2 separate regions of the Homo sapiens genome follow, and region 2 is linked to region 1. The links are chromatin loops, found by intact Hi-C in ENCODE. Cell type or tissue: gastrocnemius medialis. All regions are shown on one strand. Links, peaks and the distances in the headings refer to the core of each region. The heading gives the core; the rest is flanking DNA. Region 1 overlaps RNF144B (ring finger protein 144B). Region 2 has its middle 44 kb from the start of RNF144B.

The links. Peaks named below come from ENCODE experiments on the same cell type or tissue, not always from the same donor. Only the 100,000 strongest peaks of a DNase experiment are listed, where the experiment ranks them.
Region 2: it touches region 1 in a loop (4-fold over the local background); 2 of 110 quality-filtered maps call a loop at or near these places.

What each region holds. Positions count from the first base shown.
Region 1 is chr6:18,457,175-18,459,981 of GRCh38, forward strand. RNF144B (ring finger protein 144B) reads left to right here. Exons shown (of 8, transcript NM_182757.4): 5 at 1-185; 6 at 2,433-2,577. Among named protein-coding and RNA genes, the nearest start is that of MIR548A1HG, 64 kb to the right of the region's middle. In gastrocnemius medialis, for the core only: no CTCF peak of the experiment used is centred there; DNase peaks (open chromatin) are centred at 87 and 1,027; H3K4me3 peaks cover 1,340 bases; H3K27ac peaks cover 2,500 bases.
Region 2 is chr6:18,341,669-18,344,475 of GRCh38, forward strand. No RefSeq gene overlaps it. Among named protein-coding and RNA genes, the nearest start is that of RNF144B, 44 kb to the right of the region's middle. In gastrocnemius medialis, for the core only: no CTCF peak of the experiment used is centred there; a DNase peak (open chromatin) is centred at 1,473; H3K27ac peaks cover 2,500 bases.

The sequences.
Region 1 (2,807 bases), core at 29-2,528:
CGAACATGGTGTCCTGTTGCAGACTGTCAGACAGTGTGCCCTGTTGCCTCGAGTGACCCAGGACAGCCTGTGCTGGTGGAATGCCCTTCTTGCCACCTGAAATTCTGCTCGTGTTGCAAGGATGCTTGGCATGCAGAGGTCTCCTGTAGAGACAGTCAGCCTATTGTCCTGCCAACAGAGCACCGGTAAGAAAGGAAACTTTGTCTTTGGGATTATTCACTAGTTTTCTTAGAAATTCAACATACCTTACGTGTAGAAGGAGTTACGTTGTGATGGCGTTTAGAGATTGGTTATTTTCCTGCAGAACTTCCCTGAGAAGTGTCTCAGAATTGGTAAGTTGCCAACAAAAAAGCATTTCTAGTTGTTTGCCCCAGAGGAATCTTCCAGATATTGCTGGAATTAAAGTTTGTATGAGTTTTGCTTTCTCTTTAGGTAGTGAGGCACCGTGGTCTACTGGTTCTCAGTAGGAAATCATGACTTGTTCCCGCTCTTTGCTCAGATACAGTATCTGCCTGTATTGGTATATATCATTCTTGTTGCTTGCAAAATGAGAAAAGAAATTTTCTTACCTGACTAAATTGCCAGCTCATGATGTGTGACAGTCATATTAGAAAGAACACAACAATAGAAACAACGGTCCTAAATTCTTTCAGCACGTAGAAAGGAGGGTTCTCTCATGATATTTTATGCTCTGTAAAGGTTGAGATTTTATCGTGATAGGAAGCAATTAAATCTGTACCTTTTTAGTACAGCGGGTTTTTTTTTGTTTTGTTTTGTTTTTGAGACAGAGTCTTGCTCTGTTGCCTAGACTGGAGTTCAGTGGCACGATCTCGGCTCACTGCAACCACTGCCTCCTGGGTTCAAGCGATTCTCCTGCCTCAGCCTCCCGATTAGCTGGGATTGCAGGCACTTGCCACCACGCCTGGCTAATTTTTCTATTTTTAGTAGAGATGGGGTTTCACCATATTGGCCAGGCTGGTCTTGAAATCCTGACCTCAAGTGATCCACCCGCCTAGGCCTCCCAAAGTGCTAGGATTACAGACATAAGCCACCACACTTGGGCGATACAGAGGGTTTTTATGGCAACAGCAGTGCCCAGAGTGAGAGACCTCTGTGTTTCATTCCTGCTTTGCTTGAGGCTATCGTTGTTCTGCATCAGCAAGAACAAAATACGAGTGTTGTAATCCCATTGGCTTAATCACACAGTGCACCCAGAATGTGTAGAACCAGGCTTCATGAATAGTAATGCTACTTGGCTACGATGCTGTGCTTGAATCTCAGAACAAACAAATGGAGAGGAATAGAGAAGCTAATACACATGGCAGGCATGTGCCCTCTTAGCCGGATTCAAACCACTGTTGCCTACATTTTCGTGGCCATAGCAGGAAGCTCCGTGGGTATCACAGGGCAACGTAAAGAACTCAGAGGATAGGAGGATTTGCATTCTGACATTGTCACTCGGTATCTGTGTGTCTCATAGAAGCCACTCAGCCTCTGTGAGTCTGTTTCCCTATCTGAAAATAAGGGAATTAAGATACAAGTTGAGCATCCCTTATCCAAAATACTTGGGATAAGAAGTGTTTCAGATCTCAGTGTTTTCAGATTTTGAAATATTTTCATGATATGTTTATTGGTTAAGCATCCTTACTCTGAATACCAGGAGTCAGAAAGGCTTCAATGAGCATTTCCTTTGTCATGTTGGCACTCAAAAAGTTTCAGATTTTGGAGCATTTTGGATTTCAAATTGTGGACTAGGGATGCTCAACCTGTAATAACTGTCTTATGACAATATGAGGTTATTGTTCATACGAAGTCTGATAATAGATTTGACAACACTCTGTGAGTTGGATATCTCTGTGTGCTGGGTGGTGGTTTTGATGGGCAGTAGCTAAAGTGTTACATGGTGCTATCGCTCACTCCAATTCCTGTTGCTTATTTTCTGTGCCCCTTGGGGCTGTGAGCCTGTATTGGTCTATTCGTCTGTTTGGAGAAGGTCTTTTGAAAGTATTTGACATTATTTTAAAGTGTTTATATTTGAGAACCCCTTCTCCATTTGTCTAATGAACAGACCATTAGATAGATTATATACGCCCAGTTTGGACCCTGACCTAGTTTCTCTGCTGTGTAGCCAACTCCTTGCCATTCTTATTTAGGCAATGCATGCTTAGGGAATGAAATATTAATTTGACAAAATAGTGAGTTAAATCAGTGGTGGAAACTGTAATTATATAATTCACTGAAAGCCAAAATAAATAAAGATTCCTTCTTGTATGAGTTATCTGTACATCTAATAATGTTTTTGCCCACACCCTTTCTTTTGGAAGTGAATTAAGCATGGATAACTGTGAGTTCATTATCTAACCATCAGGAGCCCTGGGAATTCAACTGATGACCATCAGCTGAATGCCATTTCTCATCCATTTTGTTTCTAGAGCCCTCTTTGGGACAGATGCAGAAGCCCCCATTAAGCAGTGCCCAGTTTGCCGGGTTTATATCGAACGCAATGAAGGCTGCGCTCAGATGATGTGCAAAAACTGCAAGCATACATTTTGCTGGTACTGCCTCCAGAACTTGGATGTAAGTTCCACCTAGGTTTGTTGTATGGTGTTTCCTATACTGTATCTGCACCACAGCTGATATCCTACAGATTTTCCTTTAAAATATTGGGGCAATTTTTGTCCTGCAAAAGGAATTTATTTTTCTTAATGAGACTTACTAAGCCTGATACTTTAGATATCTAAAAACATCTTTTTGATGACCTTACATATGCCACCCTGGTGTTAAAGGCAAGCTTTTGTTTTCAGGGC
Region 2 (2,807 bases), core at 10-2,509, 120 kb before region 1:
CAGCACTTGGTATACATGGTAGGGATGTAATAAACACTAACTTGCTTGATTCTTTCTCTCTCTGTCTCTCTGTGTGTGTGTGTGTGTGTGTGTGTGTGTGTGTGTGTGTGTGTTTCTGGCAGCAAGTGATGTGTGGACAGGCTCTTCAACTTTTGCTTGGTGAGCAGCATGATAGTGTTATGATTAAGAGAGCAGACCTTGGTCCTCTACTGTTTGGGTTCAGATTCATTCTCTAGGTAACTTTGGCTTTGACTAAGCAAACTTAGTCAATTTACTTAGCCTCTATGCCTCCGTTTTTAAAAAGTCTGTAGAGTTAGCACTAAGAATAGTTCCTAGTCATAGCACTGTTATGAACATTAAATTAGTTAATAGATGAAGTGCTTGTAATACCATGTGCCTGGTATGTAGCACTAAGTGTTAAATCTGGGAGAAATGTCCTGTTGTATTAGTAATAAAAGTGGGACCACAGAGGCCATGTTGTATAAAGCAGTGGGCTTTCATTCCTATGCAGCATTAAGGGAGGTGAGTTCCGTCTCTTTGGGAAGACCCAGGTCATATTGGAGCTAAATTCATGGAATAGGGGCTTCAAAACTGGAGTCAAAAATCCCTTGAGTTGTCTCAAAAAAAAAAAAAAATCCCTTGAAGCAGCTTTGCTGGGATCAGTATTTCTGACTCAGTTGAGTAAGACAGACACATTTCTCAAACCCCATCATAAGAATCACCTGGGGCACTTATCAGACACACCGACTAGGGCCTTGCCCCAGACCTACTGAATCAGAGACTTCAGGGAGGGGCCTTGGAATCTGATGTCTAACAACCCACACAAATAGTACCACCTGGAAACACTAAGTCGCCTGGGAAGCTTAAGAAAATGCCTGTTGCCTGGGTCTCATGCGCTGGATGTTCTGATTTGATTGTTTTGGGGTTTTGGCATACAGGCATGGGACCTTTTTTTTTTTTTTTTTTTTTTTTTGAGCTTCTCCACTGTATCTAATGTAAGCCAGGGTTGAAAACCACTAAAATCCTATATAAGTCAGTATTTTTCAGAATCTGTTGGGGGTGCGTGTTAAAAATGTAGATTTATAAGCCCCAGCCTGCTGAATTGGACTCCTGGTAGTTGGGGTAGAATGAGGGTGGGAATAGAGGGAGTGAGGCCCTGGAATTTGCATTCAAAACACTTTCCATATGATTTTTCTGCATGCAGGACTTTGAGAGCTACCTGCTGAATAGTGGTTTCCCTTAGTAGGCATGTGTGAAAATAGCTGAATGAATGACACCTAATCATTGCAGTATTTCCTTTTCTTCTCAACCAATCTGTTAGAAATTTCTTTATTCAAGTCAGGTGCAGTGGCTCACGCCTGTAATCCCAGCACTTTCAGAGGCCGAGGCAGGCAGATCACTTGAGGTCAGGAATTTGAGACCAGCCTGGCCAACATGATGAAACCCTGTCTCTACTAAAAATACTAAAAGTAGTCAGGCGTGGTGGCAGGTGCCTGTAATCTCAGCTACTCAGGAGACTGTGGCAGGAGAATCACTTGAAACCGGGAAGTGGAGGTTGCAGCGAGCTGAGATCAGCCACTGCACTCCAGCCTGGGCAACAGAGCAAGACTCTTGTTTCAAAAAAAAAGTATTCATGTACTGTAGGGAAATTCATTACCTTCATTACTTGCTCTCTTTTGATTGGTATAGAGTTTCTAGTAGTTGCTTCATTTTTAATATATTCTGATTTACCCTGGCAGAAATATATGGGAGTTTTTTATTTACATTCCTGGCCATGTGAAGGTATCAGTTCAGATGATGAAACCTGATCAACATACCACAGAACACGACTGGCTGAACAGGTTGTGTAGTTCGGCACAGAGTAGCTGTATTCTCAAGGCTGTTAAAGCAAGGGTCTGACACCACTAAGTGTTAGTAGTGGGTTGATATCTATTATGGAAATGGATATGTAAAGCAGCCAAAACCCGATGGCATGAAATAGTTACATAGTCAACCTCTCTTGAGATCTAATTCATATTCCACTCACCAATAAACTCTGATACTTGGACTTCCCATATAGCTTGTCTAGACCCTTGCTGTTTAAAGTGGGGTCCATGGGCCAGGAGCACTGGCATCACCTGGGAACTTGTTAGAAATGGAGACTCTCAGACCCCACTCCAGCAAGCCTAGCATGTTGGGTTTGCCTGATGATGTGGCATCCTGTTTTTCTATATCATACTCATTTCTATTAGTGTGAGTCAGCATCCATGAGTTTGATTAACGTCAAGACACTGATGAAGTCATTGCTGAGCTTGTGAGGCTGAGAGCCGACCCTGGGCAGAGGTGAATTTATCAAGAGAATATCCCTAAAGGGGTGGCCCATTGGCTGCCTTCAGGTGACCTCCCTTCTTGTGGGGTGTACTTTAATTTTAGCATTGAGACCCACTACAAATTGCCTCAGATAACAGCAGGGGGCTCATTTCCATTCTGGCATGTGCACTCCAGTGAACTCCCCTTGTTCCCAGATGCATGAACATGCTTCCTCAAGCTGCTTTTCAGCCAGCCTGGACTTCAGCAGTTTGTGAGAGTCTTTGCAAATGGTGAAGAAAGAGTCTTGTTGAAATCCTATTCGGTACATCTGTCTATGAATTATTATAACTTTTTTTCAGGCTGGGTACCGTGGCTCACAACCATAATCCCAGTACTATGGGAGGCTGAAGGTGGAGGATTGCTTCAGTCCAGAAGTTTGAGACTGGCCTGAGCAACATGCAAAACCCCATCTCTAAAAAAAAATAAAAAAATAAAAAAAGCCAGGCATGGCGGTGCAC